Linked DNA regions of Homo sapiens: region 2 is linked to region 1. The links are chromatin contacts, found by Hi-C in ENCODE. All regions are on one chromosome and are shown on one strand. Each heading gives the region's core, a stretch centred on a gene start or an enhancer-like site at or near the end of the contact. The rest is flanking DNA. Distances are from core to core; before and after follow the strand shown.

Region 1 (5,741 bases), core at 1,304-3,803:
AACATTGAACTGCCATATCACCCAGCGATTCCACTCCTGGGTATATACCCAAAAGAACTGAGAACAGACAAAAGCTTATACATGAATGTTCATGGCAGCACTGTTTACCAAAGGTAGCAACAGCCTTGTGATGTGATGATGGTGATGATGATGATGATATGATGAGGTGTCATCCACAGTTCCTAGCTCGTATCTCCCATAACCATTGTTAGTCTTTTGTTATAACGTTGGGGTGCTTTAGGCCTCAGAAGCCTCAGAAGCAGCCCTCAGGAAACAAAATCTCTCTCGCTGACTTTCTCCTGCCCAAGTCAGTTCTCTAATCTGATTGTGAGCCCTAACACCCTCATTCCCGAGGGGGTCCTGCCCAACACCTTGGAGGAAGGAATGCTGCACAGAGAGGCCAGGAAAGATCTGAATGGACAGGCCTTGGTGGGTTTAGATCAGTCCCTTTTTGGCCAATCTCATTTCGACACAGTTGTCCATGCTTCAATCATGGACAGCCAATGGAGTCTCCATAAAAAACTCAAGAAGGATGGGTTTGGAGCTTCTGGAGAGCTGGACACATGGAGGCTGACGGGAAGGCGGAGAAGAATCCAGCACGTACCGGGAGGCATCCCAGTCCGCGAGGACAGACGAGCCTCTGCTTCTTGGGACCCTTCCACACCTTGCCCTGTCTGTCTCTTTATCTGCTGTTTATCTGCATCCTTTAGAATATCCTTCTTAATAAATTGGTAAATGTAAGGAAGTGTTTCCCTGAGTTCTGTGAGCAAATTAATTGAACCCAAAGAGGAGGTCCTGGGAACTCCAACTGGAAGCTGGTTGGTCAGAAGTTCCAGAGACCCTGACTTGCAACTGGTGTCTAGGGGTGGTGTGGGGGCTGGTCTGAGCCCTCAACCTGTGGGATCTGACACCATCTCCAGGTAGATGATGTCGGAATTGAATCGGAGGACACCCAGCTGGTGACCACTGGTAGGTGTGTGGCGAAAACCTCCATACCTTTGGTCACAGAAGTCTTCTTCTGTGTTGATGACTGTGGTGGTGGTGTGAGAGCAGAGGAAACAGTTTGATAGAGACTTTTCCTACATAAACCCAAATGTGCATCAGTGGATGAATGAATAAACAAAATGTGGTACATCCATTCAATGAAATATTATTGAGCAACAGAAAGGAATAAAGTATTAGCACATGTTACAACAAGATGAACCTTGAACCTTGAAACATGATGCTAAGTGAAAGGTGGCAGACAACAGGCTACATATTGTATAACTACATTTATATGAAATAGCCAGAAGAGGCAAAGCCACGGAGGCAGAAACCAGTTAGTGGCTGCCAAGGGCTGCGGGGAGTGGGGGCGTGGAGGGACTGCTTAGAGGGCATAGGGTCTCCTTTTGGGGTGATGAAAATATTCCGGAACTAGGTAGAGGTGATGGTCTTGTAACATTGTGAATGTACTAAATGTGACTAATAATATGTTTTATGTTATGTGTATTTTACCACAATAATTTTTTTTTAAAATGTGGATTGACCTAAATGAAAAATTAGAATTTGCCTTCAAACCATGTTTTCTCTCCTCATCTCAAGTTTAGCCAAAATAATTTTAAGACTAATAAGAGATTTCTTGTGCTGATCCTGGAGACAGAGCAGAGAAAGGCCTGGGCAGGAGACGGAGTAGACGCTTGGGGTCAGTGACTTCTTTCTTGTTTGAACTTCGCCACACTCTGGAAATCCAACTAGAGCCAGAATTCTTTCCTTATTTTTTAAAGAAAAGGAAACATCGTACAGATGGAGGCAGGGCGTCTCCCTCTGAGGGTGCGCCAAGCCAAAGGACAGCTGCCGAGGGAGGCTGGCTGCATTGGGGAGGGATATTTTTTTTCCCTCCCCATCCTCTGTTACAGGATTTAATGGCCAGCAAACTGTGGAATTCGGGGACTTTCATCTCGTTTCATCTGTTTCAAGCCATCATTGCAGGCAAATGGCCTTTATCAAATTACTTTCCTTCATTTTTCATTTAGACTCTTGTCTTCTGCTCTTAGAGAAACCCGTGAGTAAATGCAAGACTTGATCTATGGAATGAACAAACATGTTCCCTGTGCTACCTGTGCCTTCGCAGGCCCTGCACAAAGTGGGACAGGCCACTCCTGTCCAGAAGGTGAATCAGCCCAGAAAACATCCCCTCCCATCCAGGCCCCTGGTCAGCTGGGCAGTGCAGGGTTTTAGGTCAAAGCCAACCAGGAAAGCGGGTCCTGGGAGGTTGCAGGCAGCCCTGGCTCAGCTGGGATTAGGAGACTGTCATTCGCCGACCTGCCCTGCCCCTGCAGAAGCCAGGCAGGACTTGAAGAAATCAGTGAGTCACTTTTCCTCTCAATGGCATTCCCTGTGAGAGTGGGGGTGATCCAGGTTCTAACAAATGCACTTCAAGGGAAAATGCAGTGGAAGTGGGGTGCAGTGCAGTCACTTGGTGAGAACATTTTTCTGGGTGCAGCAAGGAGTGTCTGAGAATATTGTGAGGCTAATGCAATGTTCTCTCAAGTTTGGTAACAGGATGTGGTAGGAGGAACACAGCCTTGCACCAAGCAGAGACAGGTGCTTTTCAAAGTGATAGTAAATGCATTAAGTGCTTCATGAGAAACTCTAGAGTCACAGAGACAGGCCGTCCTCCATCTGGATGTCACTAGGACATAATGCATGCTCTCTGGCTCACACTGAGGACAACAGCTACTGACTGGAGCATCAGGAGCTCATGACTGCAGCTGTTTACTCTGTGTTTCAGTTCCTTCAAGAAGTAAATCCCCCTGCTGATGTCAAACCACACAGGGAATCTCTTTCAAAATCTTGCTTTAGGAAATGCCACTTCTGTTTATGTCAGGGTCGAATGGACACTTTTACCACAGTCACCTATAAGGTGAGGCTATGATTTCAGCAACCAGGCCAAGTCCAGGAGTGGTGGCGTGGTGCTTCCTGGCATACTGAGTCCTTTCTGGGTCTGCAGCTGGTGAGGAATGGGGCAAAACCATTTGTATTTGGAAAGTAAAACCTTTCTCTTGTCATGAACCAACTGGGTCATATCTGGGTGTTGTCGGCAGCCAGCATGCCCTGAGACCTCACCCAAGCCTGCTGTCTGCCTCTCCACAGCACTGAACTGACCTGGCTCCCAGGCCCGGGGGCGTGATCCACACTCACCCTGCTTGTGTCCCCAACAGGACTGCCACCACCCTCCCAGCCTGGGCTGCCCCTCCCCCATGGCACTCTCCTCATGCTGCCAACACCCATTCTTCCCTTCCCTGCCCACGTTCTCTTTGCAGTGACTCATGGAGCGCCCAGGGTGGAAGGGGCACTGTCCAGAGAAGGACAAATGCGGTGAGGATGACCCGGGCCCAAGCTCGTGGATGCTAGTGCTTTGTAGGAAGCACCTGCTGCATGGAGGAGGGTCACTGACCCTGGGTGGCTGGGGTGGGTGGGCTTCCCAGAGGAGGCGACACACAGACTGATACCGCAAGAATAAGTGGGACTCCTGCGGGAGCTGTTTTGGCTTTGCTTTCTCACTCCTTAAATACTGCTTCATCTTCGGCCCCTTTCATTTTATACATTATTTCACAGTGGCATCACTCATGCCTGTGGTTTCAATGACAATGATCCAGTCCGTGTCCCCTCTCTTAGCATGAGGTCCATGCATGTCTTTTCAGCCACTTCCTAGACAAATCCCCGGAATGCTCTGCAGACAGCTGAGTCTTCACATGGCCAATGCTGAGATCATCCTCTTGGCCCCCTCCCTCAAAGTGCTTCCCTCCTCCCATCAAGCCTATGCAGTGAGAGGTGTCGTCTGCACGGTCACTGAGGCCAGAGAGCTGGCAGGCAGCCCCGCTCCCGCTCCTTCTCCACTGCCGACAGTCTCTGAGTTCTACTGATTGCACTTTTTGTCTGTGTCCCCTGCCGAGGCCTCAGCCCAGACCCTTTTCTCTCCTTCCTGGTTACTGTCATAGCCCGGACTGGCTTCTCTGCCTTGGGTCTGCCCCAGCACAGGGGCAGACTGTGTGATGTCCTCCACACAGTCATCAGAGAGATCTTTTAAGGGCTCAAAAGACCCTGCGGCTCCCCTGCCAATAGCTCTGCCATCGTCCCCAGAGCTTTCGAGGACCCTCCACCATCGGCGCCAACCCCAGCTGAGCTGGGTGCTCGTCTGCAGGCCTCTGCTCCATCTCAGCCTGAGCATGAGGCTCTGCTGTGCTGCTTCCAGCAGCAGGGACAGGGCTGATGAGCCTGGCCCTTGCAAGCATCTTCCTGTGCCGAATACAATTCCACAGACAGAGGATTTAAAATCCAAGTGGAGGTGACAGGAAAGAAAGGAAAACCTCCAGGTATCAGAAGAAAGGAGGGGGTGTGAAGACAGTATGGGAGGAAGGTCAGGCTGGGGCTCAGCTCTGGGAAGTGCCAGCCTGAACAGGAGTCACGCCCGGGTCCACATGCAAGGGAATGAGGACCGAGGCCCTGCATGTGGCAGGGCCTTCCGCAGGCTGCCCCGTCTGTGAACAGGACACCAGAAGAAGTCTGCCTTCCAGCCTGGCAAAGTGGCAAGGAACCTCTGGGTGGGAAAACAAATCAACAAACAAATTGTCAGTAAAAAACAGAAACCTCACACTTTCCTTTCTCTTGACCTCTTGAAAAAAGCAAATCCACTGCAGCTCACCAAAGGCAAAGAGAAAACCTTAAGAATACCCAGAGAGAAAAGACACGTTACTTGCAAAAGAACATCTAATGCAGGGAGATAATGAAAATACAGACTCTTCAAAGGGCTGAAGGAAAAAAACCGTCCACCTAGAATTCTATCCCCAAACTGTCATCTGAGAGCAAGGGCAAAACAAACGCTTTCTCAGACAGGCTGGACGAGGTCGCTCACGCCTGTAATCCTAGCACTTTGGGAGGCCAAGGTGGGAGGACCGCTTTAAGCCAGAAGTTTGAGACCAGTGTGGGTAACATAATGAGACCCCATCTCTAAGAAAAAGAAATTAAATAAGACAAGACTTTTTCAGACAACAAGTGCTCTGAGAGCTGGCCTATCTTGGCTGTCTTGTAAAGAATTGCTGCGAGACACCTCATTAGGAAAGAGACTGAATCTAGAAGGAAAGAGCAGAGCATGAGGTACAATGAGGAGCAAATAAACAGGTCACCATATAAGCAAACCCAAATACACATTCACTATACGAAACAATAAAAATGACTCATTTGGGGGGTTAAAACACTGTTGAACTAAAATCCTGGATAACAGCAGCATGAAAGGTGGGGTGGTGGTCCCAGGAAAGCATTCAAAGGTCCATGTCTCATTTGGGAGGAGGGTAGGGAGACTCATGAACTTGAGGCTCCCTTCAGGCAAGCACAGTGCAAAAAAATTATAATAATGGGAAACAGATACAGTAGACTGTGATGTACAACTCTCAGAGCAGTAGAAGGGAGGGTATAAAACAAATCTGATCCATCAGATAGAAGGCAGGAAAGGGGAACAAAAGTAGCAAAGAAGAAACACGGGAACAAGAAGGCACAAACTAATAATGGAATAAATACATTTAAATATATAAATGAGCACAGTAAACCTAGATGTGCAAACCTCTGGCTAAAAGGGATTTCTCAGATTTAATTTAAAAATGCAGTTATATGCTACTTGTAACAGATGCCATTTAAATCATGATGACAGTTTAGGTAGGGAATATGATACATAAATCAAATACTAATCAAAAGAAAGCTGGGGA
Region 2 (5,741 bases), core at 1,410-3,909, 1.9 Mb after region 1:
GGAGACACATGTCAGAAAACCACAAAATTCCTGTGAATGAAAGAATGACTGTACTTGCCTCATGTTCTGCAGGCAAGTTATGCATGTTGTCAGTTTAACTAAGATTATGCCAAAGAGAATTTCGTGAACATTCTCACTTTTCTTTGGCATACACCGAAAGGCAACAAATGTAAGTTTGTTTTTTTTTTCCCCAATGTTTACGCAATTTGGAACAAAGACCAATTATCAATGTAGGTGCCCTACCATACGTCTGGGAATACATAAAAAGCACAAATGTGGTCCAGGATACATCACTTTTTTTGGGCCCACCCAAGGGAGAGTTTGATGTTTCCTCTTACGTAAAGTTACTGTTGTCAATGGCACTGCACTAGATATTAACATTCAAGATAAATGAAAATATTTGTGAGGTGGTAACCTTTTCCTCACCTTCACACTTTGCCCCTTTTCCCTCTTGTCCCAAAATAAAATAAACAGCAAACACTTAAAACAGGGAGCTTTTAGCCTTGCTTGGCTATAAGGCACAAGGTAGAATATGGTTTGGCTATTGGAAGAAAGCTGAAACATGGACCTTTCACAGGTATTAAAATTCAAGGTAACCTTTTTAGCATTTTGCTTCTATTTTATTTAAAGCAACAAATTATAGATGTCTCATCTGACATTTTCAAGTAATTCCCCCTTTGTGAATAAAGGACCACTTCAAGTTTAGGGAGCAAAGTTCAGAGCTTAGCGACTTACCAGGGAGCAAGGGTAGAGCGCAGAGCCCATGTCTCCTTTTCCAGGCTGGTGGCGAAACTGCCTAAATCAGCACAGCAATGCGGCAGTGCTCACAGCATTCTCCAATGCCATCCAAAACCAAACTGGGAATGAATCATAACAGACATGACTTTCTTTCAGCTTAGAGAGTGCTCTTCAATTTGTATTTACCTTTACCCCTCAGAACCTCACCTTGGACACAGATATCAGGATGTAAGGCAGTGAACCCACTGACAATTCCAAAGGGACCTAGTCCCCTATTAAGATTTCTCGAGGAGTCCTTACTTTCTCCACTCTTTGAGATTGTTGCTTAATTTCAAATTTCTGAAATATACCATATGTGAAAATTGTAAATGTTAAATCACTGCATCTATTGTACTACAGTTGAACAGAGAAAATTAACAACTGATAAACTGTAAATACAAAAGAATGTCAAAATTTATTACTCTGAGTTTTAATATCATCTAGATAAAAACAAACAAAATAATGTAGCAAGCCTACTCCTCAGTCAAGTTGTCGTTTTATGAAAGAAAAATCAATTTTAATACACATGTATCAATCTCTTATTTTATAGTCAAAACTCCTCTGTCTTAAGACACAAGGTTAAATTGTCACCCTTAGCAAACTAACACAGGAACAGAAAACCAAACACCGCATGTTCTCACTCATAAGTGGGAGTTGAACAATGAGAACACATGGACACGGGGAGGGGAACATCACACACAGGGGTCGGGGGAAAGGGGAGGAAGAGAGCATTAGGACAAATATCTAATGCATGCGGGGATTAAAACCTAGATGATGGATTGATAGGGGCAGCAAACCACCATGGCACATGTATACCTATGTAACAAACCTGCACATTCTGCACAAGTATCTCAGAACTTAAAGTATAAATAAATAAATAAATAAATAAATAAACACATATATATATTTAAAAGTTTTAAAACTAAAAAAAACCCCTATTCTCCAATATTTAAAAAATATTTCTATTAATATTTTCTATTAAAAATTTTAAAGACTTTTTAAACATTTAACCATGTGGAGTTGATTTTTATATATCATGTAATGTAAGGATCCAATTTAATTTATTTGATAGGGATTACCATTTTTCCAGGCCTAATTTTTGAATGGTCTCTCCTTTCCCCATTAATCTGACACACAAACCATATCATATAACATAGCTTTATACATACGTGCTTTTGTTCCTGGACTTTTGTATATCATTTTATTGGTCAGCTTGTGTATCGCTGCATTGACGTACAACTCATAACAAGTTGTGGTATCTGGTAACGTAAATCCCCTCTGGGATTTTTTTTGTTTTAACTGGAAGTGTCTGTCTATTTTTACCCTTTTGTTCTTTTTTTTTGAGACGGAGTTTTGCTCTTATTCCCCAAGCTGGAGTGCAGTGGTGCGATCTTGGCTCACTGCAACCTCTGCCTTCCGGTTTCAAGCGATTCTCCTGCCTCGGCCTCCCAAGTAGCCAGGGTTACAGGCGCCTGCAACCATGCCTAATTTTTGTATTTTTAGTAGAGGTTTCACCATGTTGGCCAGGCTGGTCTCGAACTCATGACCTCGTGATCTGCCCGCCTCTACCTCCCAAAGTACTGGGATTACAGGCATGAGCCACCACACCTGGCCCCTTTTATTCTTCTTTAAAATTTTTTTAGCCATTTCATCAAGTTCCAGGAAACACTCTGTTGGGCACCAAGCTATGCTGTTACTATATACTGGCTTATTGAACCCCAACAGTTACCCAGTGAAGGTCAATATTATTCTCCCCATACTATAGATGAGGTGCACAGAATAGACTGGCTCCACAGCTTCAAAGTAGAAGCTCCAAGATTCAAACCCAGGCATGTCTGACTTGAGAGCCCCTGTCATGCCCACATCACACAGTTTGGGTTGGCATGTGCCCAGCTAGGAGATGCTGAGTCAATCCTGCCCTCTGGGACCCACAGAAAGGGGAGGTTGTCAAAGGTCTCATGGAACAGCTGGTGTTTCCTGTCATTGTTCTGCATGCCTCCCTGTCCCCAGTTCAGCCATGCAGCGCCGGGGGTGGGAGTGGGACGCCTGAGCCCACAGAACCTGGTAGGTCTGCAGAGTCACTAGCGGTGTATGTCTGTCACTTTGCTGAGGATTCCTAGCGACAGCAGAAACCATGCAGGCTGCGTTTGAGGCAGCTCATTTTCGCTAATTAAGGAAAACAACAGCAAACAGAAGCCTGACATCTGGAGGTGATTCATAGTCTAAGAAAAGGGCAGTTAGTTGGTCTCCACAGTAGAGGAGTCTCTCTCTCTTTCTCTTTCTCTCTCTCTCTCTCTATCTCTGTCTCTCTCTTTCCTCCTCACCCCCTGCACCTTAGGACTGGGGAGATGAGTACATGTGAGTACCTACAGTTCTTGAAAGAGAAGAATATCATCTTATTACTCCCCTTACATACAATGAAACAAAGATGGTTAAATAACTGGCCAAGTGATTCCATTTCTCTATCCCCTTGGTAGAGGATGTCATATTAAGGCAGCTCATTTGCAAAGTTGTCATGAGCAATGAGAGCTTGTAGTTAGAGCAGTGGCTCTCAGTACTGTGCCAGCAGCTTCCGCATTAGCTGGGAACTTGTTAGAAAGGCCAATTCTTGGGCCCTACTGAGCCTTAAAGTTTTGGGATGAGGCCCAGTAATCTCTTTAACAAGTCCTCCACCCCGAGTGATTCTGATGCTTCTCACATTTGAGAGCCACTGATAGAGGGGATCTTCCACAGCACCTGACAGAGCGAATTCTCAATCAATGGTAACTATTTGGGCCAGAGCTCAAAATGCTCATTCATGAAAAGCCAAAGTCTCAGCCTCTGGCTCTGCTGACTCCAGACAACTGTTTCCATCAAGTGTCGTCTTAATTCCTAGGAGTAAGACCTCTTTCTGGGAAGATTTGTCCCAAGGTCAGACATCGGTGTATTGGTAGAGATTACCTGGAGATATTCCACTTTAGGGCATGAAAGAATAACAACAGGGCTGAGGTTCAGGCATGTGAAACACTGTGGTTCCTGTGTAATCTTATTTAAGACCCTTGGAGGTTGAGTCTGGGACTCTCACCAAGTCAAATGTGCATGTGACATTATTATATATGCACACACCTATACATACAGCTTCTCATTCATACATAGGGGTTGTTAAGTCTCCATTATCCACAAGTAGGTTAGATCTCTACTGAAGTTAACAGGTTGGTTTAGGTTTGACTTAACTTTTATTTGACAGATAGCCTTTGGAATTGAAAATCATTGTGATAAAACATTAGAGTACATGCAAAAAGATTAATAGTCCTATCAATTTCAAAGAACTACTTGTTTCTCACTTTCCATTATTTATCTTTTTCTACATAAATCTTCATATCATCTCAATCATCATGAATGCCAAATTTTGTGTCTTCTTTTTTCACTGAATATCATAAACATTTTCTGTGATGCCCCTTAGTTTTCATAACTGCCATTGTGATGACAGAAAAATATTTCATCAAGCTGAAGTTACACGTCTCAATATATAGATATTTAGCTGGTTATTTAGGTTTTTGATATGTAGATATTTATTATAGATATTTAGCTTGTTATTTATAAATAACACTTCTGTGACTACTTTTCTGCAAGTCCCATTTTCTACTTACAATAGTTTTCTTTAGATTAGCTTCCTAGAAGTGGAATTACAGGAAGAGAGGGCATGACACAACTCTGACTACAGGAACATACAGAAAAAAAACATTAGTTAACTCTGTTGGTAGCAGTATTAATACACCTGATTTACAAAATGTAGTCTTTATCCCTGAGTGGTATTATTTCTCCCCCTTTTTGACAATTAAATGAGAATGCAATTGTATCCTAAGTTATTGGTTTAATTTTTCCTTTTGTAAATCCCAGCTCTTCTTTTTTCCTAAAGACACAGCTGTTCAAATTGGGTTTCAAAGAAAATTTATTTCAATTAGTTTGTACCTATCTTCACATGCATGTGTTTCTGGATACATGTGTGTGTCTGGGTATATGACCATCTCTCCGCATGTGTACCTATATCCATGTGTATGGAAGAACACATATGTTGTAGACTGTATTTGCCTGAGGTTCCACTGCAGATGCTGTTTCTGAGCATGCATTGGTTGGAATATGTTTACGTGTATGTGCAAATATCTACATCTAAGTGAGACTGTGGATACAATACAACTAATGAAATCAAACACAGACTACTTGTGGCTTAACACGGTTCTTCCGACTGCACTTTCTTGTTGACTGTCACCTTCTTGCATAGCTCCACTAACATAGGGTAAAAACTAATGAATTCCAAGTAACAGTGAAGCATCCAGCGGAATTGAAGTCATTTGATCAGCAAAAGCAGACAGATCACTACAAGGAGGAAACTGGCTTCCTTCTTTCCTTCCTTCCTACCTTCCTTCCTTCCTTTTTTTTCCCTTTTTTCCTTATTTCTTTCTTTTGTGAGACAGGGTCTCTCTCTGCCCAGGCTGGAGTGCATTGGCACAATCACAGCTCACTGCAGCCTTGACCTCCTGGACTCAAGCAATCCTCCCACCTCAGCCTGTCGAGTAGCTGAGACCACAGGTATGCCACCATGACCAAGTAATTAAAAAACTTTTGTGGTCTCACTATATTGCCAGACTAGTCTCAAATTCCTGGGCTTAAGCGATCCTCCCGCTTCGGTCTCTCTGAATGTTGAGATTATGGTCACGAGCCACTACACCCAGTCCTGGCTCTTCTTTTCATGCAGAGAATAGATATGTCCTCAGTGGACTTGGTATCCAAAAACCACTTGTCAGGTTAATGACACTGGGCAAGCCACTTTACATTTCCCCAAACCCCAGTCCTGACCCTGTGTTCTCTGAGTCTAAACTAGTGGTCAGAAGGAAGGATGCTCATGAAAGCTAAATAAGATAGTGCCCATGCCCACAGCTCCTTGTCCGCAGAAGGTGCTCAGAAGCCACGGCCTCCTATAGGAA

What was found. A loop is a pair of places that touch in the nucleus more often than their neighbours do. Pooled maps may share reads with other maps.
Region 2: a loop to region 1 is called in a pooled map, with 6 times the contacts of the local background. The contact joins two enhancer-like sites. A Hi-C loop is called at or near these places in 2 of 37 single-sample maps with no recorded cell type and 2 of 50 pooled maps.

What each region holds. Positions count from the first base shown.
Region 1 is chr17:32,501,063-32,506,803 of GRCh38, forward strand. The region is part of intron 21 of MYO1D (myosin ID); the gene reads right to left. Among named protein-coding and RNA genes, the nearest start is that of CDK5R1, 17 kb to the left of the region's middle. RefSeq lists enhancers at 2,511-3,281, 4,053-4,823. Within about 2 kb of position 2,554, at least 13 of the 41 ENCODE cell types and tissues checked have a DNase peak (open chromatin) inside an H3K27ac peak, as active enhancers do.
Region 2 is chr17:34,380,017-34,385,757 of GRCh38, forward strand. No RefSeq gene overlaps it. Among named protein-coding and RNA genes, the nearest start is that of CCL1, 20 kb to the left of the region's middle. Within about 2 kb of position 2,660, at least 2 of the 41 ENCODE cell types and tissues checked have a DNase peak (open chromatin) inside an H3K27ac peak, as active enhancers do.